Linked DNA regions of Mus musculus: all the other regions are linked to region 1. Evidence: chromatin loops called from intact Hi-C (ENCODE). Cell type or tissue: gastrocnemius. All regions are shown on one strand. Region 1 overlaps Nudt6 (nudix (nucleoside diphosphate linked moiety X)-type motif 6). Region 2 overlaps Bbs12 (Bardet-Biedl syndrome 12 (human)). Region 3 overlaps Fgf2os (a long non-coding RNA gene). Region 4 holds the start of Cetn4 (centrin 4).

Region 1 (8,000 bases):
TGGACCTTCCACTGTGAGCTGTGACCCTCTGGCTTTCTGGAAGCGTGCTTCTGAGAACATGCATCACCTCTCAGCATTGTGGGCTTGGAGGCCAGTGGCGGGCTTCCTGCTTTCCATACACGGCTGACTACTGGGTACGGAATCCAAGCTCTCGACCCTTTTGTGTCCACCTCGGGTGTGACTTTAACCTATAAAGCATATCATGCCTTACTTTACTAGTGTAGAACTGTCTCTCATCTGCAGAGATGCGCTGTCTTTTGTGTTACACTTTAAAATGGTCTGGGAGCTTTGTTTCTATGGAGACTGGTAAGATATTAAACACTACAACTGTAAATTCTATTGGTAATAAAAAATGAATGATGTAACAGGGCACTTGAGAACTCGGTATTATTATAACATTAACCATCCCATCCACCATCTTTCTGTCATCACTGTGAAGCCAGCCTATAGCTGCCATTTGCATGGCAAGCCTAAATTCACATCTGGCTCCCAGGTACCCTCACAGTATGTGAAATTATATTCTCTATTCTCTAGTCACTAGTATCAAATGTATATATTTATGTCCCAATCCAAACAGAAAACTTATTATTGGCTAGGGCACAACCCTACTTTAGGAAGCAGTTTATGTTTATGGTAGAAAGTTTTGTTTAAGTCAGAAAGAGATATGGCCTTAATTTAAGCCTCACAAATAACTTAGAATAATTTTAGATAGCATTTCTGAGAAACTATGTTATACTAACTATATATGATGAGGACATATTTAATTATCCAGCAATATTTAAAGAAGGGTCAGAAAGTATAAAAATCAATGCTCTTGCTATGCTGGCTATAGCTCAGGGGCAGCACCACAGAGGTAGAAAAAGCATTGCTCCTTCACTTTGACATCATTCCTGAGCATGAAAGCGTTTCTAACAGTGGCTCTTCTCTTAGTATCTTAGGACTCTTTTTTTTAGCCTTTACTACTGTTACCCAGTCTCTCTCAGGTCAGACCCCTGCCAACATTCCTGATCACAGTGATGGCAGCCTCTGGCTGAGCTCTGTGCCTTCACACTGTCAATTCTAATTTCTTGGTTTATCGCTCTATCCTTTAAGTTTAAATTTTTTATCTACGTGTATGAGTGTGTGTGTGTGTTCGTGCATTCCACATGGATCATGACACCTGCAGGGCACAGAAGAAGGCATCAGATTCCCAGAAGCTGGAGTTAGAGGTGCTTGTGAGCTGCCTGACATGGCTGCTATTAGCAAAACTGCTATAGTAGCAAGTGCTTTAACTGCTGAGCCATTTCTCCAGCACCTAACCCTGCCTGCCTCTCCTTTCCTCCCCCCCTTCCCTCCCCTCCCTCCTCTTTCTTAACCTGGTAGGTTCCTACTCTCTCTTCTAGACTGAATTTGTAATGTTACTTTCCCTGAGGCATCTCTGGAGGCTCCTGGGGCAGAGTTAAATGTCAGTATCCATTCTAGGACAGACCAAAGACTGTGCTGCAGGCCTGCTGGGGTCACGTGTTTTCAATCTCTGTTCTCTCAGTACTGGGAGCACAGCTCCTGCAACACTGAGAATGGTGCCTGATTGGATGCTACCTCAATAATGTGTCTTCCCAATTAAGCACTAGCGACTGTAATGCTCTACAGCCATGAAGTAAGCACAACGCTGAGGCTCATGCTGACAGGTTTAGGTCTGTGTCACAGCTTTATTTAGATAGGTATCTAGATGTCCCATAACTGCTTAGAAATAACTATTGAAGTACCTTTCTGCAGTCCCTTAGTGGTATCAACATGTCTACATTTTATGTTTCTCTAGAGAGAACACTTTGGAAAGCAATCTATAAGGCAGAAACAACTTACTTTATTTCGATCTTGTACAACCAGTACTTTCCTGGTGCTAACATCAAATACAGCACCTTTTGAGGAGGGGGAGATAATCACAAAATATTAATTCATTTTCCTTCAATTCCTCCATAATAACTGGTGGTCACCCATTAAAATCCTTTATTTGAAGGCCTGGTTTAGATACCTCAGTCATGAAGACTATAAAACACCTCTCCAGCAAGGAGGTCATTACTCAATTGACTAGTATTCACTCATTCTCATTCTCATTCTCTCTCTCTCTCTCTCTCTCTCTCTCTCTCTCTTTCTCTCTCTCTCTCTCTCTCTCTCTCTCCCATCCCTCCCTCCCTTCTTCCCCCTCTCTTTTACTCCTATTCACCCACCTCCCTCCCTCCCTTCCTTTCTTCCAAAAGTTTGGAATGTGTGTGTTAAATTTGTACAATAATCACTGGCATGACTGTCTATGTCTTCATGACCCAAATGAAGATCTTTTTTTATCCTTTAGTAACATTTTCTTTGGTGGTTACACAAGTGAGAGTGCAAGCTGCAGCCCATCTGGCTCTCTAAATAACTGTCTACTGAGAACTTAGAACTCTCTCTTTCTCACAGGTTGAGAAGCTAAGAAGTCCAGGGTCAAAGTGCCAACATACAGGTGTCTTGGAAGAGCTACTTCTCACAGAGAGCATTCCCACAGGGGCCTAAGGCTGGGCCTCTTAGGCCACTGTTGTTAAGGGCTCCAATGTCTTATTAAAGCTTCGCCCATAGGACCAAGCCACTTGTGCAGGCCTCATCTATTATTGCCATCACCCCAGGGATTAGGATTCTAATATGATTCAAGCATTCACACTGCAGTGCTTAAAGCACTGAGGACACACTGGCCTTTCTGCTCTAATTCTTACTTTTTGAAGCACAGCACAGATTTCAGATCTCTGCCTCCTGGCTGTTCAGATCCCAACTATCTCAATATCCATAACGACCTGCCTGAAGCCAGTTACATTTCCTTACTGTGTGTGCATCTGTCCTAGAGCACACACACACATTTGGAAGGCTTTATTTTCATGCCTAAAGCTCCAGCCCAGCACTTCCATTTACTCATCCATCATATACACTGCTCCGTGCACTTTGGACTCTGCCAGATGCTAGGACCAAAACCACTGTCCTTCCTCTTTCCTCTTTTTACTGTTTAGATTTTCCCCCTTTATCTTACTATGGGTGGCTTGCCTACAGAATGTCTGTACTGTGTGCATGCCCTGCCTCTGGCCAGAGGGGGTAGCAGGTCAGCTGGGACTGGAGTACAGATGGTTCTGAGTCATGTGGATGCCAAGAATCAAACTCTGGTCCTCTGGAGGAGCATCGGGTGCTTGTAACTGCGGAGTCATCTTTCCAGCCCCCTATTTTTAGTAGTTTTGTTTGGGCAAATCCTGGGTCAAAACCATAAATAACACTTTAGTGATTTGTACTAGAACCCTTGAAATGGGCTAACTTCAACATATCCTTATGGGATATAGGCATTTTTTATATATTTATCTGCTCTTTTAATATTCCTTTCTGAGTCTTTCTATGTAACATACAGAAGTCCTTTCCATATTAGCTGAGCTCCTATTATGTATACGGTATTTTACCAGGTGCTGGAAATACAGTGGAAAACACAACACAACTTTTCACTGTGTCCAATGGAGAGGAGACAAATGAAAGCTAAGTTATTCAGAGCAGAAAGTGGAAAAAGCAACCACAAACAAGCATACATAGGTGAACCATGTGAAAAGAGAGCTTGTTTGTAACTGAGGGGCTGGACAGATGCTCAGAGGTTAAGAACCTATACTCTCCTGGCAGGGGACCCAAGCTCAGTTCCCACACTCACTTCAGATGGCTTATAACTCCTTGGAACTCCAGCTCCAGGATCTGAGGCTCTTTCCTAGTCTCTATGGGTACTTGCACCCCTTCCCTCACACACACACACACACACACACACACACACACACACACACACACACTCTCACACTCATACATAAAATACATTTTTAAAATTCAAACATTAAAAAGTAGCTAAAATGAAACACTGCACTTGGTACTCTTCGAGGCTAGAAAGGAGAGCAGTAAGGATCTTAACTCTCGTGAGGAAAGGATCGTAAGATGCAAATCTAACTGGACATCCAAGGGACAGGATGCCAAGGAACCTAAGTCTAGAACTGAGGACTTGTGATTATCCCACGGCTCTTTACAGTATTCACTGACAGCACCAACTCAGAGAGAAAAGATAGTAAGCACAATCCGAGCGACCCCTGCTGGCCACAGTATAAAGCTAAACTAAGACAAGACTGGAATTAAACAGTTCCGAAAGCATATTAGGCACTGTGTGTCTCCTGTGCAATAGCTCAGGTGACGGAGTCCACACAGCCATCAGCGGGAGAGCTGGGCTTTATTCCAAATGGGCACTCCCATAAACAGCACTGCTCCATCAAGACATAGCAACTCCCTCCTGCTCGATGATATCATCACCCATCCATCCATCAGTCCACCCTCCTTACACCCGTTAGTCCATCTATCCATGGCACGCTCGGGCCCTACTTCGTACTTGCTCTGTCTTTATCCCAAGTAAACATGGTGAACAACACACAGAATGGCTGGCTTCATGAACTGTGCATACTGCTGGGGAGACTAAGTACATGTATAACTAGCTTGCATTGGGTACTATTAAAAAATCTGGATAAAGAAACATAGACTGGTGGAATTGACATGGGGGAGGTCCCTATGTTATACAGTAGGTTTGGGAAGTTTTCTGAAGTCAGTAAAATGCTTCCCAGACAAGCGTGGGGAACTGGGTTCAGATCCCTAGCATCCATATAAAAACTCAGGTACAGTGAGGTGCATAGGTGCATCTGTAGATAGATGCAGTGTTAGGAGGTGGAAGATCCCTGGGGCTTGCTATCTAGCAAGGTGGATGGTACCTGAGGAATGACACTCAGTGCCGTCCTCTGGTATCCACCTTACACACACAGACACAAAATAGTTTTGCATGACTTTCTAATGATACAACAGGCCATCACCAAATTATTGGGTAGAATCTTTTGAGGTAGAGCCCATAGAAAGTTTCTGAATGTCTATTTGCTGCAGGGCAGGAAGGCTACAGATAGATATTAGTGGACACCCCCAACCAGCTTCTTTAGACACTGTAGGTATGCAGACTATACATGTAAAGCCATGTATACATTATACGGAAACAAAAATGCAAATTACTAAGGTAATAATTAATCTGCAATCTTCTTTTATTTATTTAAGGATTCTTTACTATTTTAGTTTTTTACCCACCTTAGGAACTCAAGGACTTCCTGGGAACAGCAGTAGCAACAGCTGGCAGAGAAATTTGTAATCAGAATTGTGGGTACAGAAGTAGCCATTCATTTTAGAAAACACTCTAGGCGATTTCGATGCCCTCTGCAATGAGGTTTTCCTGTTTCTGAAGCTGACTGTTCAAGGCTCTAACCTAGCTCCATTGTTCTATCTTAAGCTGCTACCACTTGACCCATTAACCATGTAAAGTCTTAGGAAGTAATAATCAAATAAGCATATGGTTAGTTTGCCTTGCTTCAAGTTCAACCTAAAAGTTTTCCTATACAATGTTATAATTTAGCGCATATTTAGGCAGAAACAGTCATGAACTTCATCAGAATCAAAATGGGGTTCCTTGTGTCAAAAAGGAAATAAAGCTGGGAGGTTATGAAGGGCAAGTCCTTAACATGAACGCCTGACAGCAACTATCACAAACGATGGCTGGGACCACAGCTGGCCACAGCCAGAGCATGGAGTACCCCATGAGGACACGCCCACCCTTTGACCAATGCCACCATGCTCCTTAATGGCTGTGTCCGCAGATTACTCTTTGAAGTACCTGAATGAATACTCACAGTTTTACCTTTTCAAATCTAGTCTTGCCTTCTTGAACATGCTCTAGGTTTGCTAGCGCACACGTGTCTGACTGCAATATACTCAAATCACCATAACCTCTCCCCACTAAAAAAGTTACTTTCTGGAGAATTTCATGTTTCCTTGTACTGACATATGCTTTAAGGAGTATAATTTATTTCCTTCTCCCAATTCAGTGTCACTACTGAGAATAGAAGCTCAAATATCTGTGTGAAGCATGTTAAATGTAGCCTTTGGGAAGGCTGCTTTTCCACTTGTTTTCTATGCTAGCCTGTAATTCACGGGGCAGACACCCTTTCTTTTTTGAAAAGCACGACACCACCGTTGCACAGTCACACAGCACTCACTGACCAGCATTCACTGACAGACTAGCAGCCCAGCTTCAAGGAGACATGGTAAACTTGTGAAAAGGCAGTTCCTGAGTCCAAAACTGACCTGCAACTCCAACTTGGTGTGTAGCATATCCCGGGAGTCTGCTGGGTCCTTCTCCCAGCCACAGAGTCAGTGTTGAGGAATGGGGTTTTGCGTGGTGGAAGCAAAAGCCCAGGGAAGCAGCAGGGGCAATGAAGTGGCTCTGCAGGATGGGGATGTGTAGCCAGGCAGCTATCCGTCCTTCTGAGCGCCACTGCTGAATGGCAGCTAGAACGCAGAGGGAGGAAGATACACCCTGTAAAGGTTTTCTGTGAAATGCATGGTCCCGACCTCTCTGCATTGCTATAGCCCAGTTGTTTATGTGATTCTCCACCCACCACAGCACTGGTGTTTATAAGCAAACCACCCAAATGCAGGCCCAGCACATAGCAGGTGTTCAGGCACTGTAGAACGGACAAAAGAAGCGGAATCACATGCAGTTCTGGCGCTTCCTTCTTCTTTCCAGAGCTGCATATGCTATAGGGTACTCTACCATGGAGCCAAATCCCCAGCCCACTCTATTTCTCTTAATGCCATTGACTTTAATCTTCACAAATGATGATGAAAGGTGTATTTACTCCTATGGAAAAGTTCTGATGTTATTCTTGGTTTATAAGAATAGAAATTAAAAAAAAAAAGTCAGAACTATCCTGACGTATTACTAGCCTGAAGAGAGGAATATTTTTTGTGATATTTGCATTAACATGTCTATATCTTATATTGTACCTTTTATAATACATTATATATTAAGTAGTCTATCATTAAAATTCCTTCAATGAAAGTGGATTCCTCAATAGCAGTAGCATCCCTTATGCATCCTACAAGCTAATCAGCCAACTTCTACTCTACACATTTGTTTACATTATTAAAAGCAATTTTCCTTTTTTTCCCTCTAGTAATGTGGCTTTCCCTCCTTTCCCTGTGTTCATAGCTTGTATGAGCTCCTAGAAGCTCAACCTCTTCAACAGTTTTTCCTAACTACTGCTCATGCGCTACTATTATGTGAGCTTAAGGCCATATGATGTCTGTGTGATTTATTAGAACATACCATGTTCTAATACTAGACAGCATCTACTAACTAGTTTTCTAATGCTAGTTAAGATGTCATGGATTTGCAATTCTAGAAGCAGGGGTATTTCACTGCCAGGGCAAACTCTATGTGATTCCAGGCAAGGTAATTACCTCTGTAATCCTGGAAGCGAGGCAGGGGTGGGTCATGAGTTTGTAGTCAGCTTGAGCTATCTATAACATTTACCTATCTCAAAATCCCTCTGCCAAGGAAGTATTCTATGTAGGGCTAAGTATACTATAATCCTACTATCTGAGTTATGTAAAAGCAGTGGTAAATAGTGACCTTCATATGCAATATGCTTTAACAGCCTTTACTAACTCATTACAGACAACATCTAATCTCCTTAAAGAGACATCGAATCAGGCTTTCTCCTCAGATAAGCTCCTGTTTACAGGAACTGCCAACTAGTTTGGTTTAATTCCATCACAACAGAACTATTGGAAGCTCAAGAACAGTGTGAAGAAAGCAAAGACCAGAGCCAGAGGGAGGTACCCGTTGTCTCTGGGCCTTGGCACCATCATCCTTCAACTGGGCAGAGCATGTACTTCCAGGTTATGGAGATGAGATACATTCCTAGTTGTTAGATTCTTAAAACAATGTCTAATACTTGATAATGACAGTGAAATGTTTTATTAAAGGGGTCTCATTCAGCGTGTCTTTGATCACACTTATCCAGTATTCAGAGCTGGCTAGCATTAGAAGTCTTTTTAGTGGTCATTTGATTAATGAATACCTGGAAAAGTTCGTAACACAATCTTGAACTCGAACC
Region 2 (8,000 bases), 89 kb before region 1:
GGAATTAGATGGAGTTTTATTTTTGTAGTATGTGTGCGCACACGTGTGGGTGTGCATGCATGTGTGTGCATGCACATGTACGTAGGTGCCTGATGAGGCCAGAAGAGGGGATTGGATCCCCTGGAGCTATAATTATAGGTAAGCCACCCAACAGTGTGTGCTGGAAACCCAGCTGTATAAGAACAGCAAGCACTTTTGAGTCATTTCTCCAGACTTAATAAATTTTAATAGTCATATCATAATGTGTAAATTACCAGCTATTGTCAAGAATAAAAGAGTTGATGTCTATCAATAACTGCCATTCTGTTTTTTATTTTACCCTATTTATAAGGTAGCCTGTTACTGTTTCGCAGATACTATAGGATATACACAACACCTGGATCAGAGGCAAGGAGCTTCTGCTTTTTGCCTCAGAATCTGCGTTCGAAGTGTTGTGTTGGTTTTGTCAGTTCCTTGGCTTCTCCCATAAAGGCAGCCCGAGGGCCAGTGGCAGGACCTTGAACATCGGTGTTCTCTTGTAGGAGAGGAACATGGAACTTTTGATACTTGTTGCTTAAGCAGAAAAAACTCACTTGTTTGACCAACAAAAGTGATCACATCCTTCCGTGTTGTTTAAGTCAAACCAGTCATGGTTATGAACTAGGTAAAGACTGGGCAAGGCATTATATTCTTTACATCTATAGTAAACATAGAGATGTTATCTCAGTTATTTTCTATTTGCTGAAATAAAATGCCTTGACCGAGGCCACTTACAAAAAGAAAGTGTTTAGTTTGGAGTTATGGTTTCAGAAGATTAGAGCCATGATGGCAGAGCAAAGACATGGTGGCAGGAACAGCAGTGGAGGTGTGGGTTGGAAATGGTGCAAGTCTTTTGAAACCTCAAAAGAACTCACCTGATTTGGTAGCACACCTCCAATAAGGCCATACCTTTTCGTCCTTCCAAAATAGATCCACTATGGCTGGCTTTATTCTTCAAGCACATCTGTGTCTGTGTTTATTTTTTACTTATTCACTTTACATCGTGCTTACTGACCCCCCTCCCAGTCACCCCTTCCACAGTTCTTCCATCATCCTTCCTTTCCTTCTCCTCTGAGTGGGTGGGTTCCCCCTGGGTATCGCCCCACCCTGGTACATTAAGCCTTTGTGAGGCTAGGCATATCCTCTCCCACTGAGGCCAAACTAGAAGAACATAACCCACATACAGGCAACAACTTTTGGGATTGCCCCTGCTCCAGTTGTTCAGGACCCACATGAATACCAAGCTGCATATCTGCTACTTATGTGGGAGGATGTGGGAATAGGCCCAGCCTATGTGTGTTATCGGTTGGTGGTTCAGTCTCTGAGAGCCCCAAGGATCCAGGTTAGTTGACCCTGTTGATCTTCCTGTTGAGTTCCTACCCCCTTCAGGGCCTGTGATCATTCCTCCTGTTCCATAAGAGTCCCCAAGCTCCATTGGTGCTGTGGGTATCTGCATCTGTCTGAGTCAGCTGCTGTGTGGAGCCTCTCAGGGGACAGCCATGCTAGACTATGTTTGCAAGCATTACAGAGTATCATTAATAATGTCAAGGCTTGGTGCCTATCAAGTTGGGCTCAAGTTGGGCTGGTTTTTGGTTGACAATTCCCTCAGTCTCTGTTCCATTCTTGGTCCCTGCATTTCTTATAGACGGGATAAATTTTGGGTTGAAAGTTTTATAGGTGGGTTTGTGTCCCTATTGCTCTATTTGGATTCTTGCCTCGCTACAGGAGGTGGCCTTTTCAGGTTTCATATTCCTAAAGTTATATGTCACAATTAAGCATACCCCCTCTTGATTGATTCTTGGTGCCTCCCTTAACCCAGGTCTCTGTCTCTTCTTGGAGGTGCCCCCTACCTTCTGACTCCCATCAATTATAGATTTTCCATTCATTCTCACAGCCATCTGGTCATTCTTCCCCATACCTGATCATGAACCCTGCCCCCATTTTCCTTTCCATCTCCTCTCCCATCCAGTTCTCTCCCTTCATCTGCCACTTAGGAATATTTTATTCCCCCTTTTAAGTAAGATTCAAGCATCCTCCCTTGTGCCTGCCTTGTTTAACTTATTTGGGCTTGTGGGGTGTTGCATGGGTAACCTGTATTTTATGGCTAATGTTCACTTACAAGTGAGCACATACCATGCAAGTCCTTTTGGGACTGAGTTGCCTCGATATTCTCAAGATCCATCCATTTGCCTGCAAAATTCATAATGTTTTTGTTTTTAATAGATGAATAGTATTCCCTTATATAGATGAACTACATTTTCTTTATCCATTCTTAAGTTTAGAGACATCTAGGTTGTATCCATTTCCTGGCTATTATGAATAAAGCTGCTATGGACATAGTTGAGCAGGTGTCCTTGTGAGATGGTGGAGCATCTTTTGGGTTCAAGCACATCATTAGAGGAATGTCTATTTATTTATTTATTTATTTATTTATTTATTTATTTATTTATTTATTTTGTCTTTTTCAGTCCCACAATATTTAAGGGATGGTTTTAGAGGAATGTCTGTTTGTTTGTTTGTTTGTTTGTTTGTTTATTTATTTATTTATTTATTTATTTTGTCTTTTTCAGTCCCACAATATTTAAGGGATGGTTTTCCAGGGCTTCTTAAATGTGTGTGTCTGTGTCAGTGTAGATATGTTTTGACCCCAAAGTGACATCACTAAACATACACCAAATTATCTGCTTGTATGAATTAATCTATTCAGCAGTTTGACTAGCATCCTTAGGAAGAGTTCTGTAATGTTACCACCACTCCTGCACCGTGACTCACCACCACCTGTTACTGTGGGGTCTTTTCCCACTTTATAGACAGTTTCAGTTTGGAAGATGAAAATCCTTGCAACCTTAAGATTTCATTACAGTTTCATAATGGCTGTTAATTCTCCCAAGCTTAAATGTGTAACTCATCTTGGTAGACTATATGAATTAAGAACTAAGCTTTCTCTAAGTGTTTATCCACAATGGTAAGTTTTCATTGCTCATTCAGATCATTCTTAGCAATGAGAAGGAAATGCTAGGGGCACGGAGAAAGAGCTCACATCCACATCTCTGTGCTTTCTAGCTAAGGATCCATAGTGTTTAGCTTTTTATTTTTATTTTTGGTTACCGCAATGCAGCATGTTAACTAAGAGTTTATTACAGTAGCTGAGACATGAAGGCAGCATCCTTTTCTGAGTGCATCTACCCATGTTGCATCTAGTCACTCTCCTAAAGCCTCACTTAGAACAACTGGTTGGTTCCATTAGTCAGTGCTTTGCTCTGAAAAAGCCTTGTGAGATCTTCTTTCCTTTGACCTATAGGTGGCGGAGTTCCTCTCCTGTGGTCCCCAAATTTCCATATCATGTTTAAAACCATCAAAATGAAGGAGATTGTTTTAGAGCAGGGTAGCGCCGGTCTGCAGTGAGGGTGTTTCCTGCACAGGGGCCTTGGTAGGCAGTTCTTTCTTTATTGCCTGCTCTGGAGGTCACTTGCTTTGCAAAATTTTGGCTTGGGAAAGTGATTCAAGTTCTCTTGATCAGTTACTGCAGGGTCTTTAAATGACAGCTGAATGGCATCACTCTTGCTATGATCTCTGGCTCTAATATTATGGATTTAGAGTTATAATGAAGCCAAGTTAAAAGGGAGAAAATGTAGCACTGTTTTTCTTAAAGCCAGACTTGAAAACGTGAGTGTACTTATGCTACTAAATTTAGAGGTTAGGGACTAAACTTGGGTTCTTTTCAGAAGTGCTCTTAACTATGAGCCATATCTGGATCTCCAGCAGGTATTTGATAATTGTACAATATTATGGCATGGGCTTTTGTGTTAAATGGTTTTGCCTAGCTGTAGGGTAATGCATGACTTCTAAGCATGGTTGGGCAGAGCTCATTTCTGATGGTTAGCAGGTCAGATGTTTAAATGCATACACAGCTTGTTCATTGTAACATAACCCATTATAAGTTAAGGTCATCCATACTCTGTAAAGAGCTAATAAATCTTACTCTGGCTGTCGCCCATATGTCATCCAAATGACAAGAATATTTTTCTAAGAGTCAAATGTCATCTCTGACTTCTACAAAATGTTCCTATTTACCAAAATGTGAGTTTATGCTTATTATATTGCAACATGTCCTTTAGACTATTTCAGGCTATGCTGGTGTTTGTTTGCCTCTTCTGAATTTTTTTCTTTTTCCACTTTTCTTGGTAATTGCATTAGAAAATTTTCTAATGTATTTATTTGGTGTTGTGAGAAAGGGTTTTTTTTTTGCATAATTTCACTATGAATTAAAGCAAACTGAGAAGTTCCTGGCCTATTGACAAAATTGAGCAGTGTGATTTGATGCCCAGAAATGGGTAGAGCTGTTTCCTGTGTTGACTGAGTAGGAGGTGGGAAAAGCTACTTCTCCAATGTTTCCACTTTGGAATAAATGTCAAATTAGAGCTAAGGCTAGGTCTAACAGTAGATTCCAGCCCTCGGTGCTCAGGCAGGAGGATCATGTGGGGCACACGGAAAGATCTTGTCTCCAAAAAGGAAAAAAAAAAATGTAGGTGTGACACATTTTCCCTTTATCTCTTAATCGAATAAGATAATCACAGGTTTTTCTAAAGAATAAGGATGTGGTGGGGCATCTATTAAACTTTAGATCTCCAGACCCAGAACCTGAGCCAACTTCTGAACTGGTGTCTCCTTTTGGTCCTGTGATCACACGGCAGGATTGTCAGGAGAGCTTTTACAGCTGCTCACATGCCAGAGTGTCACTTCTTATTCTGGGCTGGGAATGCACACTACTGACTTAAGGCTTTTGTTCTTCTTTGCTTTTAAGACAGGATCTTGGGTATCCCAGGCTTTTCAAGCTTGGGAGATGAAGATGACCTTAAACTAATCTTCATGTCTCTGCCTCCCAAGTGCTGGGACTGTAGATGTGCAGTACTGGAAATGGACACCGAGCTTCATACATGCTAGATAAGCACTCTACCAGCTGAACCACATCCTAAGTCCCACAGCAGTGTCCCCATCTCCATTCCTACCCCAGCTAATAGTAGTGTGTGACAAAACCAAAACAAGACACGAACATAGTGTTCAGAAGCACACTTAGAAAAAACTTCGCTGGCTCCTTAGGCTCTCTTTGAGCCACACTGGCTGCTTGAACACAGTGTGTGGAGTGCACTAGCCTCAGGGTGGGCAAAGACATCCAAGGAGTGGCCACTAATGTGAGCCACCTGCTAATAAATGGAGTTTCCAGAGACTGAAAAGGAAGACAGAAACATTCTAGGATCATATCATGGTGGTTGTTCAAAACTAGGTGTGTTTTAAAAAAAACATTGAAGTGTGCACTTAAAGTGGAGAACATTAGAGTGTATGTCATATATCTTAATAAGCACACTAAGACCATTTTTGTAACTTCACTTGAGAGCCAAGAGACTAGACTCCAGGTTTGCAGCAATCCTGGCGTGGAAGATATCAAGGAGAGCAAGACAAGCTCTAGGAGTTCCTGGTCTGGCTCCTGGTGTTGGGTACAAAGTGAACTCTGTCATTATTTTGCTCTACATATTTATGGTTTGTGCTTTGGAAAGTTAAGAAATGGTTAAAAAGAAATTCAACCTCCTCCTTCTGATAATGAAGGAAAGACTGACCTTATCCTAGAACAGCAAGTTTCCTGAGACATGAAGTCAACTTTTGATAGTAGATAACATGCGATACCAGAACGTCTGACAGAGAAGACTGCAGAATGTCTGTTCTTGAACTTGAATAAATAGCTTGATCTGTAAAATCAGTTCTGTTTTAGGACCTTATTGGTCAGGCAACATTTGAGACTTAATCTAGCCTGTTTTTAACCTGTGTGTACTTTAAAAATTATATAAATCGGTGTGCATGTGGTCAGGAGCAGAAATCCTATACCTTACTGCTGAAGAAATGTCTTCGCTTTCAGAGTATGCACTGTGCATGTCTCGTCTGAGTGCCCAGATCTTTGGTGAAGTGGCCAGGTCTACTGACTCAAAAGTCCATGAAAGTGGTGAGTCTGTTTAGTGAGCAGCCTTTGGCCAAGAAGAAAGAGACTTATGACTGGTATCCAAATCACGACAAGTATTTTGCGCTCATGGGCAACCTCTGTTTCCTTGGCCTTTACAAAGATGAGGATCAGGACTTTAAGGATGAGCAAAGATGTCTAAAGAAGCTCCGTGGGAAGGGGAAACTGAGAAAAGGAGAAGGGAAAAGAGCTACAAAAAAGAAATAGTATCAGCTCCTCAAGAAAGAAAATGCCTTCCTCAGTGACTAAGAAAGTGTATCTCATTATCTTTCTGAGTATTAGGGGAACATGACTTCCCTCAGTAGACACCAACCCTGTGTTCACGTTTTACTTCAGTTAAGCTGTGACTGGTTTCTTGAAGATAATATTCCAATCCTTCAAAATTATAACGACCTTGGTTTTGTAATCTGAAGCGTACCTAATTCTATAATGGAGTGAATAAACTATTGTTGACTGAAAAAAAATTATATAAATCCAAGCAAGAACAAATTAAAGCTCAGGGATCCATGGATTCCCACATCAGGAGTAGATGAGATATTTCTCATTGCTGTGACCATGCCTGACAAGCATTTTAAGGGAGGATTTAATTTGGTTCTGCCATGGTAGAGAAATAAAGTGGAATCCATCCTGGTGGTATGTAGCTGGAACTCCTTATGTCTCTCTAACCAAAAGAAGAAAAGAAAAAAACAGAGATCCTGGCTGGAAGCAGGGTGAAGCTATACCCCTGCAGGCTGGCTTCCCCACCAGCTCACTTCTTCCAGATATGTTCCATACCCTAAAGGGTCCACCATAGTGAGAATATTGGTTTGTTTTTTTTTTAAAAACCCAGTTATGTTATGTGAACATGTTTTTGTCTTAATCCCAGGTGTGGAAAGGACTTTGGGGCTGTCACAGATTGTCCACAGCAGCAGACTGTTTGCCTCAGGTGTGCTCTGGGAGGGATATGGATCTTTGCCAACCACAGTTTAATTCTGAGGACTCCTGAGGGTATAAATGGGAGAGCTCCAAGAGGTCTGGGGGCAGCTGCTTCTCCTGTTGCTGCCCCAACTGCTGCTGGTTCATCCTGCTGCTGGCTTATTTACTACTTACTGGTTTACTGGACTGCTGGATGTCCTGAGTACAAAGATTGGACTTGCCCAGAGGAAGTACACCCTACTCAACAGGAAGTAGCATATAGAGGTCCATGCCCCTTTTCCCTTTAATCTTCTGTCTCTCCTACCTGGTGTTGGAAAGGATTGGAGAGGAGAAGGGTGATAGATATAAGAACCCAAATAAAATAGCTAAAAACAAATTTAAAAACCAAATCAAACCAAAATAACCCTACAGTTCACAACTTCACACCACTACCAGAGACTAGGTGTTTAACAGGTAAGCTTTTGAAAGCATTTCACACCCATACATAACACTAGACCTCTTGCTCCAGAAACTCAGCAAACTTTGCTGTGATTTAGTAGTGCTTAACCACAAGTTAATTTCCCATAAGAGTGTTGCTTTATCTTCTTGCCAATATCGTTTCCTGCTTCCTGCCAACATACCAGCCCTGGAGTCTTCCATGCCCTTCTTTCTTCACTGATTGCTTTTCCAGGCTGTGTCACTCATTCTCTTTCCTTTCTTCATGCGCTTGCTTCATAGGTTCCTGACTTAATACCTTTTTTATTTCTCTAGCTCCACTCATATTTCTAAGCCCTCCAGTTTCCAGAAATGACTACAATATTATTAGGTTCTGGAAAATAGCTTTCTTCTACAGATGTGTGTGGAAGCAAGCAAAATAGTATGCTTCAACGTTGTTCAGCACTGACTCCTGCTTCCCTCTTCAGAGCTGAGTCTATTTATTATTGCTGCTGATTTCACAATCTATTCTAAATGCAACCCATTCCCTTTGAAATGTCTTTATGAATTTCCAGAACTCTTTACTCTGTTAACCACTTGTATACTGTACTTTTATATTGTTACATGTAAAGTTTTATGTATT
Region 3 (8,000 bases), 73 kb before region 1:
TTCCCCAAGTCCCTGAATAAAGTGTTTAAACAACAACAACAATAAAAAAAAAAAGAATGTTTGAGGCCAGCCTGGGGTACATGTGACCTTGTCTCAAGAAGAAAACAAACCAAAATAAATAAATATGATTCTGCTAAGATATGTGTGAAAAAGCAAAGGCCATTTGGCAAATTATGTACCCGAAGTACATAAACATTGAGAAAAAGAAATATCAAGAAGGGGAAATGAGTTGTACACATACCAATTTGATGAAATTTAACACTTAACAAAAAGCCCTGCTCTGTTTTTTTCATTGTATGGTACTGGAATACATTTTCACACAAATATGCATGTGTTTGAGCAGATCCTCCGTGCTCCACTACGTGAGTCCCCCTTCTTGGGGGATTGTTGGCCACTGGCCCATGAAGGCTGGGAGAGGAGAAGAGGCAAGCAGAGTTTGGACTGTGTGAGTATGATGGAAGGCTTTCCAGAGACAGCTTCAGTGAGACAGCTGTACTTTACTGTTCCAGGGATAGAGTATATAAGGGCTCTTAGGGGTACTGGTAGAAAGGGCTAATTGATAATGAACAGTACTTCATTATCATGTGGGTTAGGAAGGGTTGATTGGTCATAACACAGCGCCTAATTATAATTTGGGTGGGAAGCTAGTGTGGGACTTGTGTGCATCCTCCAAACAAGGTCAGGTATCTATAATCTCAGAGATGTTTTCTAACCAAGCCAGGTAGAGAAAAGGAAGCCCCACTGAGATAGGGAGTCCTCCATTTTGTGCAGAGCTCTGTGAGCTCTCTGGACAGGAAGGACTTGTGCCTTAATAACAGGTTCTCCAATAGTCACCCTGGCTTTTTCTCCGACTCTGTGGTCCCCTCTCTTCCCCTAAACAATGCCATTTTTACTTTCATGTAATATGTACATATACAATTTTATGTATTTGTATAAAATCTAGAGACCAGAAATGAGAGACAACATGAGTTATTTATCTTTCTGAGACTGATGTACTTCACTTATTAATAACTCCAATTGTATCCATTTTCAGGTAAACAATATAACTTAAAATTTGATCCTTAAAATAGTAGTTCTACAAATTATATAGCAAGCAAGGAAAGAATAAGACTAAGTAATAGAATACCAAAATATTTTTATAAAAATAATCTTAGCTATGGTTGCATCAGTGCACAAACCAAACAAGAATAATTGGTATCTTAGGCTAGTGGACTGTGAGGGAGGTATTTATTGTATTCATTACTTTGCTGATGTGAAATTGCTTAAGCAATAAATGAAATCAAACACTTAAGAAATAGGAAATTAATGGGTGGAGGCAGAAACAGCTATTAGAGAATGCTTGAGGAATTTTGCTGTAGAAGGAAGCAGAGAATTGGGTAGTGTCTGAATAGGGGGCAGGTTCTCAGAGGGGAAGGCTGTTTTGAGATACGAAGCATGGATACATACCTGAATGCTGATGAGAATGATCTGCTAGGAGAGGAACCTGGTGTTACAGCAAGCCAAGCTTCAGGAGCCAAGGGCTCCAGGGAGGGGGAGGCGCAAAGCCACACGGGCTTGCAACTGCAGGGTTGGCTTCTGGATACTGAAGGGATGCAAGTTGGTTGTGTACATGACAGCAGAAAGCTGAGGAAATTCTGCTCTGGTTGGTTCTGTTTTCTCGGGGTCATAAGCAAAACGGGGCTTGTCTTGGGGTTGTAGCTGTTGGAAGAGAGTCACAGCTAAGGTAGAGTGAAAGGGTTCCAGAGAAGACTGAGCACCTACTGACCCTGGGCAGGGGCAGGTGGGAGACAAGCTGTGTCAACTATGCCCTCCCTTCTCTTTTCCTTCCTTTCCTCCTTCCTTCCTTCCTTCCTTTCCTCCTTCCTTCCTTCCTTCCTTCCTTCCTTCCTTCCTTCCTTCCTTCCTTCCTTTTTTTCCTTCCTTTCTTTTTCCTTTCTTCCTTCCCCTTCCTTCTCCTCTTTTTCATTTCCTTTCTTTTTTCTTGTTTTTTTTTGAGATGGGGTTTTACTATAGAGCCACTGCTGGTCTGGAAGTTGCGATATACATCAGGATATCCTTGAACTCACAGACCCCTGCCTGCTTCTACCTCAAGAGTATTCAAGGAATCTGCCTGTCTTCTTTACGTGGCTCTTAAGGAAACAGGGTTGAATTCAGTCTCATAACATTTCCTGATTTCCAAAATGAGTTGACTGATTTTGTCGTTGCCCTTTCCTTCAATGTGGGAACAGCAAGGCTGAGAAGACGCTTGTAGGGGCTTCCTGAGGTATCGGTTTATATTTGTGTTTTGAGGTTGTTATCAGTGAGTAAGACCATTCTCTAGAAGTATCAGAATTGGTGGTCCTGAACACTAATAGTTCTACCCATGATATCCTCAGCAACTGAAAAAATGTGTATAATTTATGGGAGTGAAATGGACTTTTCTTACTTGATGATTGAAGCAAAGACAAGACCACACAGGCTGCATGATCAAGTCAGACTCATACCTTTTGCAGTCTGCACACTGATGCCATTAATAATGCTTCATGCTGGTGAGGTGGGTATGAACATGTCTGGGGATCCATTTATTCTCAGAGGACCAGGAAATGGGAAATATATTAACAAGCAGCTGAGGTGAAAACAAAAATGTGGAGAACAAGACACTAAAACTTGAATGATCGAGAAAGAAAAAGTCAAGCAGATTTTATATTTTTTCCATCAAAACTGCATGGCATGTGTAGAATATGCTTAGCAAAAAAATGAACAATTAAAAGGTTAGGGTATTCAGCTGGAATTCATATCTATTCCCCCAAATATCCTTGTTGGGGTTTGTAGAATATTCTCCCCAGACTCAGAGTTTCTTGGGTCTCCGACTGGTGGTACTGTTCTGGACGCTTATGGAGACTTTAGGAAGTAGATCCTTGCAGGAGGAAGTGGGTAACTGGGGAGTTGACCTTGATGTTTTATAACCCGGCCTATACTCTTGTCTGCTCGCTACTTCTTGATTGCATAGGCAACGTGACCAGGTACCTCATTCTCCTGCCACCATGCCTTCCCTACTGTGATGGACTATATCCTGGCATTGTAAGCCAGAATCATTTCTTTGTCCCTTAAGTTGGTTACAACAATGAAAAAAATAACTAATACAGTTTTCACTTCTGTTCACTTCCTGTTCTTGTATATCCATCTCAGGTCCATCTCTGTACAGAAGTGCCAGTCTTTCCCTTCCTACTGCAAGTTAACACTGACTGATCTTAGCCTACAGTGATGCCCATCTGTTCAGTGGCTTGCTTCAGACAGCAATGCTTTGAGAACTGCCATTAGGCTCTCTCTGGGTAACACGGAACTGTTTCCTAGAACTAGCCAGACTTAAACTTAATTACAGAACAAAAATACAAAAAGGTACAAGATAAAAAAATTTTAATATCCATAGTAATTAAAAAGTCTCTATGAAACCAATAAAGAACTGCCAGTATTTGTGTGTAAAGATATTCAAATGTGGTTTCTAGGACAGCATCTAGTGGTGAAAGGAGACAGAAGAAGGAAGCTTCGCACTATATTTTTGAATAAGGCTTGAGGATATGGATTAATACTAATTTGGTCAAATGTCCAAAGTCTTAAAGCATCCATTTATTTAACCAAAAGTATTTATCTAGGGTTCCAGGGAAATGGCCCAGTGGGTGAAACTGCTTGGTGCACAAGCCTCGTGATCTGCAATTGAATGTCAGGGTCATGGAGAAAGCCAGACATAGCAGCAGGAATCTAGACTCTCAGTACGTATGTGGTGAAATTGGAGGTGGAGATAGAATCATCTAGAAAGTCATGGGCCAGCCAGCATGGAGGACATGCAGAACAACACAGCAGCAGAAACAAGAGACCCTATACGAACTGTGACAAGCAATACCCAGCTTGTGAAAAGCTGTTCTTAACCTCCACTCACGCACATGCTCACACTCACACACACAAAATAAGTAGACATATTTGATCATTCAAACAATAGGGTAGTTTTAATAATAAAACTATAGAAAACGGCATTTTTAAAAAGATTTATATTTAGTTTTAATTTTGTCTAAGTGTGTTTGGGGGGTGGTATGTACATGTGAGTGCAGGTGCCCACAGAGGCCAGCAGAGGGCGTCAGATCCCTGGAGTTACAAGTAGTTCATGCGTTGTCTGACATGGAAGCTGGGTCCTCTGGAAGTGGACCTGCTTTAACCACTAAACCATCTACCCAACCCAGAGTGCATTATCTTCACGATGTATTTATCAATGGAAAATAAGGCTACAAAATACTGTTCCATATGACTAAATCTTGTAGAAACAAAATAAAATCTCTATGTATATATTTTTTACTTGTCTATTCATCTATCTATGGCAGGTTTGCCAACAAAATGTATCATGACCATTTTTTGGCTAGAGGTATTTAGTTTATCCTCATGATCAACTCTTTTTATCGGCATAAGAAGCATAGACCTGGACATCAGAGAGCTTACAGTGAGAGGAGCTGGGAGCCATATTAATCACCCTCCCAGTTATCTTAGATTGGTCAACAGAAAGCAATGTTCCTCGGCATCAGTTCAATCCCCTGAAGAAATGCTGTTGCATAGCTATGAGTAAATATTGAACCACTGACTCCCAGTAAGATGATGTGAGGAACATTTTTGTCCCTTTTGCAGAATCATACTCACAATTATTGGCCTTTCGGCAAGTCATTACTCTTGTAAAGAGCTGCTAACCAGGATTCCAGGAGCATTGACACAAGAAATAACCTTTGAGTGAGTTTTCACCACAGAGTACAAATCTTAGAGCACCTCTTACATCCTTTATTACCTTGCCTGTCTGGATTAACAAAGGTAAAGATTTGGCTATGTATCTTGTATAATTAGGTCCTGTCCTTTTAGCTGGTGCATTATGCGCACTTTTAATTTTACTTTTAAAATTAAATTGTACATGTGCATGCATGCATGTGTGCATGCATGTTATGTGAGGGCACACATGTGTTGGGGAAGTTCAAGTCTTTCCCGTGAACATAGAGTTCACTAATATGGCTGATCAAGCTAGCCAGCCTGCTTCACAGATTTTCGTTTCTCCTTTTTCCAAGCACTGGAATTACAAGTGGACAGCCCAAACCACCTCACATTCATGTAGGTGACAGGAATTGAACTCTAGGCCTCACACTTTCACGTACATGGGAAGTGATTTATCAGCTAGTCATTTCTCTAGAACCTTACTTTAAACTTTTAAAAGTCTTCTGTCATGTATTTTTTAGTCAGTTCCTCCCACATCCTTCTTTAAAATAGGGAAATTCTGAGACTTTCAAATATTCTATAATAAATAAGGAAATTGGGAAATTAGTGCTTTTAGCATGCACATGTATTTATCAGATCTGGGTTTGAACAGTTGTCCTCCTGGCCACCTGTGTGTCCTGTGTGCTAATCTCTTGTGTACACTCCCATTGAACTTTTACTGTAATTTCATTAAGAAACCACTGGTTGAACCAGTAATTTTCCAGACAGCATATTGTTTTGGAGACTTTAGTAACATATTTTCCTACCTAAAAGGAATATTGTTTAAAAAAAGAAAGGAAGAAAGAAAGAAAGAAAGAAAGAAAGAAAGAAAGAAAGAAACAAAGAAAGAAAGAAAGAAACAAAGAAAATGAAATTTTCAAATCTAGACAAATCCCATTCCAATTAAAAAATTACCACTCATTTCTTCTGTTCCCTTGAGAGAAGACATCAACTCTAAGAACGCTGCGTGGAGCTGGGATGTTGGAGTCTCCTGAGGACTGCTGGCTGAGGTGACGAAATGACCTTTTCCATTCCGGTGGGGAGTGGGTGACTGTTGTAGGTCAGGATTGAGGTCACTGGCTGGAAAGTTACAAACAAAGTCATAGTTTTGGCTGAGGGAAAGTAAACTTGGACTATAGACAAAGCCAGTGCTTCCTCGGTGATGAAAGAAAAAGTTCCCATTTCTCTTCTGTCAATGCAAACCATGGGCATAATCAGCAGTCTATCCAGACAAACCTGGTCAGGGTTTGTCATGTTCCGGAGGCTGGTGTGCATCACTCACTGCCCGAGTGTGGTCAGCATGAAGCTACTGATGTCTGGGACATGTCTGGAAAAGCAGGGGTATTTCTTAGGAAACAGAGCGCTGAGCTACAGAGATGGAAGAAGCCCAGTGTGGTCCAGAACATTTGTCCAGAAAGGCTAAACCTAGGACATACTGACTGCAAATTCTACTTGAAGACCTTAAGAAGTGTTTATTTCCCTTCTTGCTGTGCAGGATCTATCTGTCTCTGAACAGGAACCTGCTGGTGCTTAGGAATTGTGTGCCTGCTCTTCGTCATGCATGGTGCCAGTGTGGCTCTCTAAACTGTCCATATTGGCTGGGAATGGTCCTCAGTTGATAGAGTGAACATTTAGCATCCCAGAGACCTTAAGTTCAGTCCCCAGCACTACCGCAACCTCAGAGTGGTGGTGTATGCCTATAATCTCAGCACTTGGAGCCGGGGGTGGGGTGGGGGTGGGACAGCAGAACCAAGAATGTAAGGTCATCTTGAGCAAGTTTATAGCCAACCTGGGATATGAGAGCTCTTGTCTGAAAACAACAGTAATGAAGCCTCTTTGTATTAGGACTTCGAGCTGGGCAGTGGTGGCACATGCTTTGAATCCCAGCACTTGGGAGATAGAAGCAGGCAGATTTCTAAGTTCAAGGCTAGCTGGGTCTACAGAGTGAGTTCCAGGACAGCCAGTGCTATACAGAGAAACCCTGTCTCTAAAAAACCAAAAGCAAACAAAAACAAACCAAACAAACAACCAAAAAGCCAAACAAAAAACAAAAACCATATTAGGACTTTGAGTAGTTACAGAGGTGTGGCATCTTGTTCTCTCATGACCAGGTGCCTGCCATGGTCACTGGCAGCTAGATTTCTTTTCCTTTTAATCATAGATGCGAGCCTTTCATATTTTCTATACTGCTAATTTTAGCTTAACCTCCTAATTTGCAGAACAGCTTTTCAACGTTGTTTGTCATCTGTCTACTATGAGCATTCTCAGCTTTCTAGCATGAACACTCAGGCAGGTGTCCTTCTTTATGGCATCTTTATGGAGTTGTGCTCATTGTTGGTGAGCCTGTGAATCAGCACAGACGTCTCAGAACTGGAATTGCCCATGACTCTGTCGAGCAAAGTTCAGAGAAGAATGGTTCACACACACACGTGGAGACAACCACTAAGAATATCGCTGCTGCACACACATTTGTAACCTGCACGGGCATCAGCACTGGAGCCTCAGTGTGTGGCCATACTGTGCTCTTGGTACCTGGCAGGTAAAACAAACAGAGCAGAGTCACAGAACCACCACAGAACGTCTGGAACACGGCTGGAGTGACAACAGCAGCTGGGAAGGGATGCCAGCCGCACTGTAGCATCTCTGTCTGAATGCACACAGTGCTGCTGCTTCCTGTGGGAGCAGGCATGGTGCACATACACGGAGAAAGGTGTGAAGTGAGCTTGGGCTCAGCCAGAGAAAAGAGACGGGCAAGGATGAGTCCAAGGGCATCCTCACTTTTTGGTTGCTTTAAAAAAAAATGTGTGTGTGTGTGTTTTAAGGAAAGTATTATATCTTAAGTATATAAGTACTTAAGTATTATATCTTAAAGTTTGGATTAAAAGACAAAATAAATCTAATTCAAGCTGTCAACAAATTATTTAAGAGGAACATGGCCTTAAACTTGTTTTTTAGATTGTCTCTTTAACACCAACTTTATGGGCTGCTGGAGAGAGCGCTTAGAGGTTAGGAGCACATACTTCTCTTGGCAGGGACTCAAGTTTGGTTCCAAGCACCCACATACCGGAGCTCACAACTGCCTGCCTGGAGACTAGGAATGCACATGTTGCATAGACAGACAGACAGACATTCAGGCAAAGCACACATATATACAAAATTAAAGTATATAATTTTTTTTTAAAGTACAGTACTAAATTTAAAAACAAAAAAATCCATGTTAGGATACAAGGTACACAAAA
Region 4 (8,000 bases), 100 kb before region 1:
ACACACACACACACACACACACACACACACACACACAGAGCATAAGATACTGAGATTTCACTGTCCATGTCAGATGGAGTCTCTTTATAACAACAAATGCAAAGTGTATGGTACACACATTTATAATCTAATGTCCAGAAGGAAGATGCAGGAGGAGATTATTAGTCCAAAGCTAACCTAGGCTACATTGATAGGAAAAAAGATTGTTACATACCAGACTTTGCAAAGAATGACACGGAACTCATTTAAGTTGGCTGGTAGGTGACTCCAGCCAAAGATTTAGAGAGAGCTCACCTAGGTGGTATTTAGAATAGTTTCCTAAGTGATCCTAACCTCCTGGTATGTGTCCTTCAGTTTTGTTCTCATAGCACAATATAACAAGCTGTCTTGTGTCATGGAAGTCTATGATAAAAGCATTCATCTGTGAAGGCCTTACTGTGAGCGCCCATGACAGAATGCAAGAGTACAAGCCATTTTTGCCCTTCCAGGGGTCGATTCCCAGCACCTACATAGAAGCTCACAAACCTTCTATGATTCCAAAGCCCTCTGGCCTCTGTGGTCTCCAGGCACTCAAGTGGCCCAGAGACACAGATGCAAGCAAAACACCCATACATGTAATAATACATTTAAATTATATGTGTGTGTGAGGGGGGGGGGCTCACACACTATAGCATGCATGTGGAGATCAGAGGACAAGTTGTGAGAACCAGTTCTCACCTTCCACCATGTAGGACCAAAGTCAGGCTGTCAGACACAGTGACAAATGCTTTGATCTGAGTCATCACATAGGCCTTGAAGACTCTTTTAAAAAGACTCTTAACCTCATTAAGAAAGGAGGACCCTTAATGGCCTTACCTCTTAAAGAACTTACTACTGTGTTGCCTGACCCAGGGAGTGAAAGCCCAGCAGTAACTACCAGAAGATACTTAAAAACACTGTATGTCAGCTAGTTTTATTAATACTTTACATATTGAAGGAACAGATTTTTAAAAAGAACATGTTTATCAGGTGTTTTTTAAGTCATATAAAAGGAAATAATGGAAAAATACCATTTTCAGATTGTTTTTAAAAACAATTTCATCTGGATCTGGGGGCCAAGTTTATTCAACTGAAAAATAAAAGTCAAATGTCTTTGGAATCTATGACTTTAAAATACCATATGGAAATACTGTTTTGGGGCTCACAGTTCAAATAAATCATGCTTTTGTTTGTCTGTTTGTTTCTTACTACTACAGATTTAATGACATTGGTAGGGACATATAACTTCTGGCACAGATTAGACACCAAGGGACTAACCTAAACTAAACGTGGAAATGGATACACTCAGGTATTACATCATTGAACTGCTTAACAGGAAAGCTGTTAACAGGAGGTCCAAACCTCTTGGAAGGCACCAAGCAGCTAATAAAGGCTGGTCTTCTTCATCATCTTCAAGAATTCTTCCTCATTAATCTCTCCATCCCCGTCACGATCAGCTTCATCAAGCATTTCCTGTAAAAAAAAAAAAAGGTAACATGAAAGACGAAAATTATTAAAGATGTAAAGTGATAGAAACTCAACAGGAATTTTTGCTTTTAATGTGTAAGAACAACTATGTTATACAACCCATATAAAACTATACACACAGTATAACTATAAAATAAACAAGATTGACCTGTAATTCATCTTCGGTTAAGTTTTCCCCTAGCTCCTTGGCAACCCTCTTGATGTTATTTAGTGATATGCTTCCCGTAGCATCGTCATCAAATAATTTAAATGCCTTCAGTATTTCTTCTTTTTCATCTTTTTCACTCTTTAGAAAATGAAATGTCATTGGTTATTTGTTCTATCAAGCTGGACTTCGTAGGTCTACTAATTCTACAGCTGTATGCGCATATTTCTATCAGGAGGCTGAGTTCTTTAAACAATTATTTCAACATACTCACACCTGCCCTCAGGGTCTATCAGACAGCAAGCTCCAAGAGCTGGGAGTATTCTCAGGTACAGTGGCAAAGTAGGTGCTCTGTGATTGCCAGGTCCAGGGTTTCAGGGCTTGGGCTTCCTTCTGTCTTGTATCAGTACTTCCTGATTAAACTCTTCTTTATAGTCTTTACCATTCTGAAAATATCTGTCCTTGCTGTTGTATCCCCACTACAAACCCTTAATACCTAGTTCCAGAACTTTCCATGAGTTTCCATGAAATCTCTATGCTCCAGCCCTACCATGCACAAGGCCCTACTGGGGTTTCTTTGAAAAATAGACTATACCATTTTTACGCTCATGATGGCAAAAAAATCTTCAAAACAAATGGTGCCAGTCCCTTCCTTGTCGATTTCAGCGATCAGTTGTTTTACTTCTTCTTTCTTTGGCTCAAAGCCTAAGGCCCTCATTGCAATCTGCAATAGGAGGGGGGGGGACATATTTTAATAATGCCATGATCGCATTTTGAACTTTAAAATGACTAATTAATAGCATATAAAACTATACACACATTATAATAGTAAAATAAACAAGATTTACAGATAGAGGACGTAACTTTGATAATTCTGGGTTTTGACTTATTCATCAACCAAGGACACAACTAAAATGTTACAAGATATTGTCTTAGAAATAATTTCAGAACCTTCAGTTCTTTCAGATCTATGGTTCCAGATCCATCAATATCGAATAAGTCAAAGGCCTCTTTAATTTCTTGCTTCTGGGTGTCATTCAGTTCAACTTTTGCTGCTTTTTTCTTCCATTGGTCTAAAGTTATGCGCTGGCTGGATGCCTGCAATAAGCATACACATGGGTGAAAACTGTGTAGCTAGAATGACAATTCAGTTATCCCATTTTCTTTTATAGAATGAGCTTGTTTTCCCCCTTGTTAATACTTTAGGTTATTAACATCTTTTCCCCCATCTTTTGAAACAGGGCCTCCCTAGGGCACCCAGACTGCCCTGGAACTCTCAGTCCTGCCCGAGATTCCTAACCACAATTATTAATTTGATAGAAAATGTGGGCATTTTTTTTCTCTTAGATTTTCCCCCTCTTAAAACTAGAGCTTTTGAAGGGAGAAGCAGCTAAGTAAACTAGCATAAAACTGTGTGGTATATCAGAGTGCAGTTAGCTTATGAGAACAGTATTATTTTAAGAAATGTGCACTTCTCATACATGTATCACAGTACTTGCTTGATGTAGTGAGAATTTTATTTTCTTTGAAAAACACAGAAATGTTGTGGGAATACGTTTTCATTCTAATCCCAGGTGTGGGATATGGGGCTGCTTCAGACTGTCCACAGCAGCTGACTATGATTTGCCTCGTGCTCTAGCAGGGGTGTGATTTTGTCAGCTGCAGATAGTTTCTTCGAATGTGTGACTTTTGGAATTCTGGCAACTTTTCAGAAGGTATACACATGCTGAGGCCTCAAGAGGTGGGGTTGTTGTTGGTGGTGGTTGGTTGGTTGGGTTTGTTAAGTAGTCCTGTGCAAAGAAGTTAGATATCCTGGCAGCAAAGATCAAACTTGTCCCAAAGAACTCTACACCCCTAATCAGTAGGAAGTAGTTTAATGATAACGCCATTCCTTTCCCCTCTACTCTTTTTCTCTCTCTCCTATCTAGCATTAGAGGGTTTAAAGAGTAGGAAAGAGTGGAAGAGAAAAGAACCCACAAAGCAGCAAACAGCACAGGGGCATGCATACTAGAACACAATCATCCTGCACCACAAAAACACAAAAGTAAAAAACCCTGGTTATGGTGAACGTCTGCTCCACAGATACGCATGAGAATGTTTGACCAATTATGCGGATACACCCAACATGTGGAAGATGAAGGATCTGTCTGCTGTTTGCTTCTTTATGTCACCAAAGTAGGTCACAGAATCACTGTAGATTCTCCTCTCTGCAAGTGGAGTGGGGAAGCCCTGGAGGTGGCTGAGGATCTAAGTGGCCTATTGGCTGTGGTCACTTCGGATTCTTGGTTCTAGAGCTGCAGATTCTGATGAGTGGTCTTCTAGAGCCTAGGGCAGCCACCTGAGTCACCATTTTTTTTTTCAGCAAGAAGTCAGTGACCCTTTAAGTGGCCTGAGTTGATGAGCCTGAGTGGTCTTCTAGAGCCTAGGGCAGTCACCCGAGTCACCATTTTTTTCAGCAATAAGTCAGTGACCCTTTAGCTTTGAGTGGCCTGAGTGGTCTTCTAGAGCCTAGGGAAGTCACCTGAGTCATCATTTTTTTTTTTTTTTTTCAGCAAGAAGTCAGTGACCCTTTAGCTTTGAGTGGCCTGAGTTGATGAGCCCCTGGCCATCAGGATTGAGTCAGTGGGCCCCTTCCTCTCCGTGAAAGAATTGCTGGTCCCCTGATCATCAGTGGTTAGCTAGGTACCCCACTTCCAGTCAGCAGATGAGTTGGTGGCTCCCTGACCCTCAGTGGTTCCTGTTCCTTCAGCGGCTGAGTTGATGGCCCGCAGGATGTTGGTGGCCCGAGGTTGATGGCCTCTGCTATGCTCGCTTCCCTGTCTTGAAGTCTGTCTGCAGTGGTCTCCGTGCCCCAGGGTCGTATCTCTTTATCGCTGGGCCAACCCTCATAGACTGCAGGCGTTGGTGGATAAATGGAAAGGGAGACCCATCTCTGTTCTCCCTGGCTTAGCTACTAAAGATCCTGACACGGAAGGCAGTAAGCTGGGAAGAACACCAGGGTCCCACAGCACTCACCATATCCCCTCCCTGCGCCCCTGCCCGCGCCCGCGCAACAGCCGCTCTCCCCTCCGCGGCCCGCGTTTGCTCCCGACAGGCGGTTGCTATAGCAGCGCTCAGCGCGCAAGCCCGCCCACCAGCTTCCGTGATTGACGACCATTGCGCCCAATGGAAAGACAAGAGAGCTCTGACCGCGCTCAAGCAGGCGGGACTGGCTGGGTTCCGGCGCTGTGCAGATCCGCGCGTGGTGAGGAGGGTCGTGGACCCTAGGGGCAGGAAGCCAGGGAGGGTGGGGGCGAGTGCTCCGTCACGCGTGTCCCCAGACTCTTTACACACCGGGCCAACAGCCCTGCGGCCTTCCGGCCCAGAGCCGCCCGAGGGCGCGCGGCGGCATGGAGCCCGAGAGGTGGGTGGGTGGGGGCGTCCTTGCGGGGCGGGACGCCAGCCTGGGACCGAGGACGGCGTGGGCCTTCTCCTGGGCTGAAAACAGTGCAAAGCAATCTTTTCCTAGTGTGCTGAGTAAAACGTGGCGCATTCCCAAAGCCGCTGCCTCACGTCGCAGACACTCAGGTTGTAATCCTTAAATCTCCTTAGGTTCCTGGGGTAAGTTTGTCCTTATGGTAGAAGCCAGTTTTCCTGCCTTAAGTTTTCCCAATGGGAACTCAAAGGATGTAAAGTCATAATATTTTGTGAGTGAAGTAAAGTATTAAATCATTTACCTATAATCTATTGGTTTTTTTTCAAGGCACGTATCGCATCCGAAAAGTTACACTTGGACAGTTTTCAGAGTCATAATTAATACTAATTTTAAATAGATTTCTGAAACCCAGAAACGAATATTAGTCAGACAGATAGGCAGGCATTCCCGCGCTCATACACACAAACACACACACCGGGGTGGGGGGGGGGAGGAGAGGGGGGTGGAAGCTGCCTTTTAGACATTCCTGAATATCATTTGATCTGATGACTATCAAAAGGCTGCTAAACCTAAATAAATCTTACATCACCATGATTTAGGAATTTGGATGTTCTAGTGTTAGAGGTTATGGTTTATGATAGGTTAAAGATAGCTTAGGCAGTAGGTTCCTTGAAGAAGAACATTCCAGAAAGAGGGACACTTAGAAATACTGAGACAGGGAGCATGCTTTGCATAGTCTAAAAGCACAGAGAAGGCCTGAGCACAGCAGATGAGTCAGAAAGGAAGAAGTGTGGGTTTTCGTGCTGTGTGGGGACAAGGCCTTTATGTGAGTGAGTTAGGGAGACTTTGTAAGATTCTCAGTACAGAAGTGAAAGGATGTGACTCACTTTTATAGGAACTCCCTGTGCTAAACAGGAGTAAAGACTATTTTCTGAGAGGCTGCTAAGCAGTGGAGTGTTGTGGTTAGATTATAGTGTTAGGAGTAGACTGGAGAGGACACCAGACTTAGTTCTGAGGAGATGAAAATCCTAGTTATACCTATCAAAAAAACGCAGAGCTTTTAAACGTAACCCCTGAAAAGCAAATGAGATGTGATCTTATGAAAAGACAATTTCTGAAGTCAGTATGCCATTTACATAATCTGACTTTGCTCTCCCGTGGCAGATAGAAAGCTAAGGAAACAGTCTGACGAGCAACAGAACTGACCTGTTTGTGGAAGGCATTAGTGCCAGTCACAGCAGAACAAAAATCAGGTTGTGTTAGTGCCGTGCCAAGAACAGTTACCAGAGGTGCCTGGTCACTTTGGAAATTGCCCATCTTCCCATCCCTGTTACTGCCATTGCTGTTTCACATCCAACCTCTTAGAAAATAAGACATTTTGAGTTGTATTACTAATAGCCTATTGGAGTCTCTTCAGAATCATTTAGAAATCTTCCCAAGTTAGGGATGCTAAGATACTTCTTCAGTTTCTAGTCAAAATTGAAATAGAGTCTTCAAATGTTAAAAGATCTCTTGTGAGTATTAATTTTGATATCTGTTGTATAAGACTTTTCTTGCAGATTGTTGAAATCCATCCTTTTATCTGGGAAAACCTTTTTTAACATAATTCAATACAGACTGAGTTTGAAATACCTATGGGTTTTTCCAGTTGTTTTGGATTATTTCTCACTCACAGACTTGATTCTTACCATTTAAACATACTCTAGAAAGGAGACCAGAACTCTTAATGCCACCCCCCTACCCACCCACAACAAATGATAAACATCTTTAAGGACTTAGGAGGCAAAGGGTTTGAAAGAGTAAAATGAAGATTTCTAAGGAAGAGATGATAAGTTACTGTCACACTGAAAGTGAAACAAAACATAGTTGATACAGTAGATAGCATAAACTTGGCAGTAGTTATATGGAGTTTTACCCTTTTATTTAATAGGAGATTTTGTGTCTGTTATTCAGTAATCATGCTTTAGTTTCCACAAATAGGTTAATTATTTTAATGCCAACCTTACATTTTTATTGTGATTTCATTTGTAATATGTGTCAAGTCTGTTGTATAAGGTAAACTCGAAAGTTTTAGCAGTGAAAAACAGCCAGACTCTTCTTCATGTCCTTTTTCCTTATTAATTAATTAATTAATGTATTCACTTTACATCCCAATATCAGCCCCCATCTCCTCCCAATATCCCCTCACACAGATCCTCCCCATGCTCTGGTCCCCTTCTCTGAGGAGGGGGAGTCCCCTCCACTTGGTATCTTCGCCCTGCTCATCCAGTCACTGCTCCAGTGGTTGGGGGGCTGCATGCAGCCAGACTTTTAAACATGTCCTTTCAACATTTTGTTTTTATTAACTAGGTACTCATGAAGGGAGAGAGAGACTGCTGGCTCCAAAGAAATCAGCGTATAGCAAATTACAAATACAAATGTAAAGAAAGGAACATTTAAAACACAGATTTCTCGGCTTCAAACTTACCAGAAAGTTACGGTTTTTATAACTGCATGGTATTGGCACAAAATGCTTACTTCTTCCAATACAGTTGAATTCACAGCCCAGAGATAAACCCATGTATGTATAGCAAGTTGATTTTTGATAAAGGTACTAAGAACATGCAAGAAAAGGAATAGTTGATTCAACAGGTGGTATCAAACAGCTGGACACCCACATGTGAAAGGACCTCTGCCTTACACCATATGTGAAAATAAGTCCCAAGTCAATCATTAAATAATCTATAGAATTCTGAAGAAAATCCTAGGTTAAATCTGTATGATCCTGGATTTGGGAGTGGATTCTAAATGCACCACCAAGAGCATGAACAGTATTAACAAATAAATGTTAAGTTTTACCAAAAATTTACCATAGAACTAAACATTTTTATGAGTCAAAATGCATTATAAAAACAGAAAAGACTTTGTATAGAATTATAAATTGTACTTGCAAAT

The links. Peaks named below come from ENCODE experiments on the same cell type or tissue, not always from the same donor. Only the 100,000 strongest peaks of a DNase experiment are listed, where the experiment ranks them.
Region 2: it touches region 1 in a loop (10-fold over the local background); 25 of 42 quality-filtered maps call a loop at or near these places.
Region 3: a loop joins it to region 1, with 10 times the contacts of the local background. A loop is called at or near these places in 25 of 42 quality-filtered maps.
Region 4: it touches region 1 in a loop (6-fold over the local background); 17 of 42 quality-filtered maps call a loop at or near these places.

What each region holds. Positions count from the first base shown.
Region 1 is chr3:37,410,518-37,418,517 of GRCm38, forward strand. It overlaps Nudt6 (nudix (nucleoside diphosphate linked moiety X)-type motif 6), which reads right to left. Exons shown (of 5, transcript NM_001291044.1): 2 at 6,184-6,387; 3 at 1,843-1,898. Among named protein-coding and RNA genes, the nearest start is that of Nudt6, 5.1 kb to the right of the region's middle. In gastrocnemius, a CTCF peak has its summit at 4,110 (motif pointing left); a DNase peak (open chromatin) is centred at 4,114; H3K4me3 peaks cover 367 bases; H3K27ac peaks cover 1,932 bases.
Region 2 is chr3:37,321,159-37,329,158 of GRCm38, forward strand. Bbs12 (Bardet-Biedl syndrome 12 (human)) reads left to right here. Exons shown (of 2, transcript NM_001008502.2): 2 at 1-292. The coding sequence ends at 28. It also overlaps the pseudogene Gm12540. Among named protein-coding and RNA genes, the nearest start is that of Bbs12, 13 kb to the left of the region's middle. In gastrocnemius, a CTCF peak has its summit at 3,312; a DNase peak (open chromatin) is centred at 3,370; H3K27ac peaks cover 291 bases.
Region 3 is chr3:37,337,203-37,345,202 of GRCm38, forward strand. Fgf2os (a long non-coding RNA gene) reads right to left here. Exons shown (of 4, transcript XR_003954461.1): 2 at 5,677-5,841; 3 at 1,447-1,698. Among named protein-coding and RNA genes, the nearest start is that of Fgf2, 7.4 kb to the right of the region's middle. In gastrocnemius, a CTCF peak has its summit at 4,093 (motif pointing right); a DNase peak (open chromatin) is centred at 4,107; H3K27ac peaks cover 626 bases.
Region 4 is chr3:37,307,691-37,315,690 of GRCm38, forward strand. Cetn4 (centrin 4) reads right to left here and starts at 4,756. Exons shown (of 5, transcript NM_145825.2): 1 at 4,667-4,756; 2 at 2,603-2,749; 3 at 2,247-2,375; 4 at 1,655-1,792; 5 at 937-1,491. The coding sequence starts at 4,669. The coding sequence ends at 1,402. Bbs12 (Bardet-Biedl syndrome 12 (human)) reads left to right here and starts at 4,864. Exons shown (of 2, transcript NM_001008502.2): 1 at 4,864-4,895. In gastrocnemius, no CTCF peak of the experiment used is centred here; DNase peaks (open chromatin) are centred at 3,975 and 4,805; H3K4me3 peaks cover 1,789 bases; H3K27ac peaks cover 2,117 bases.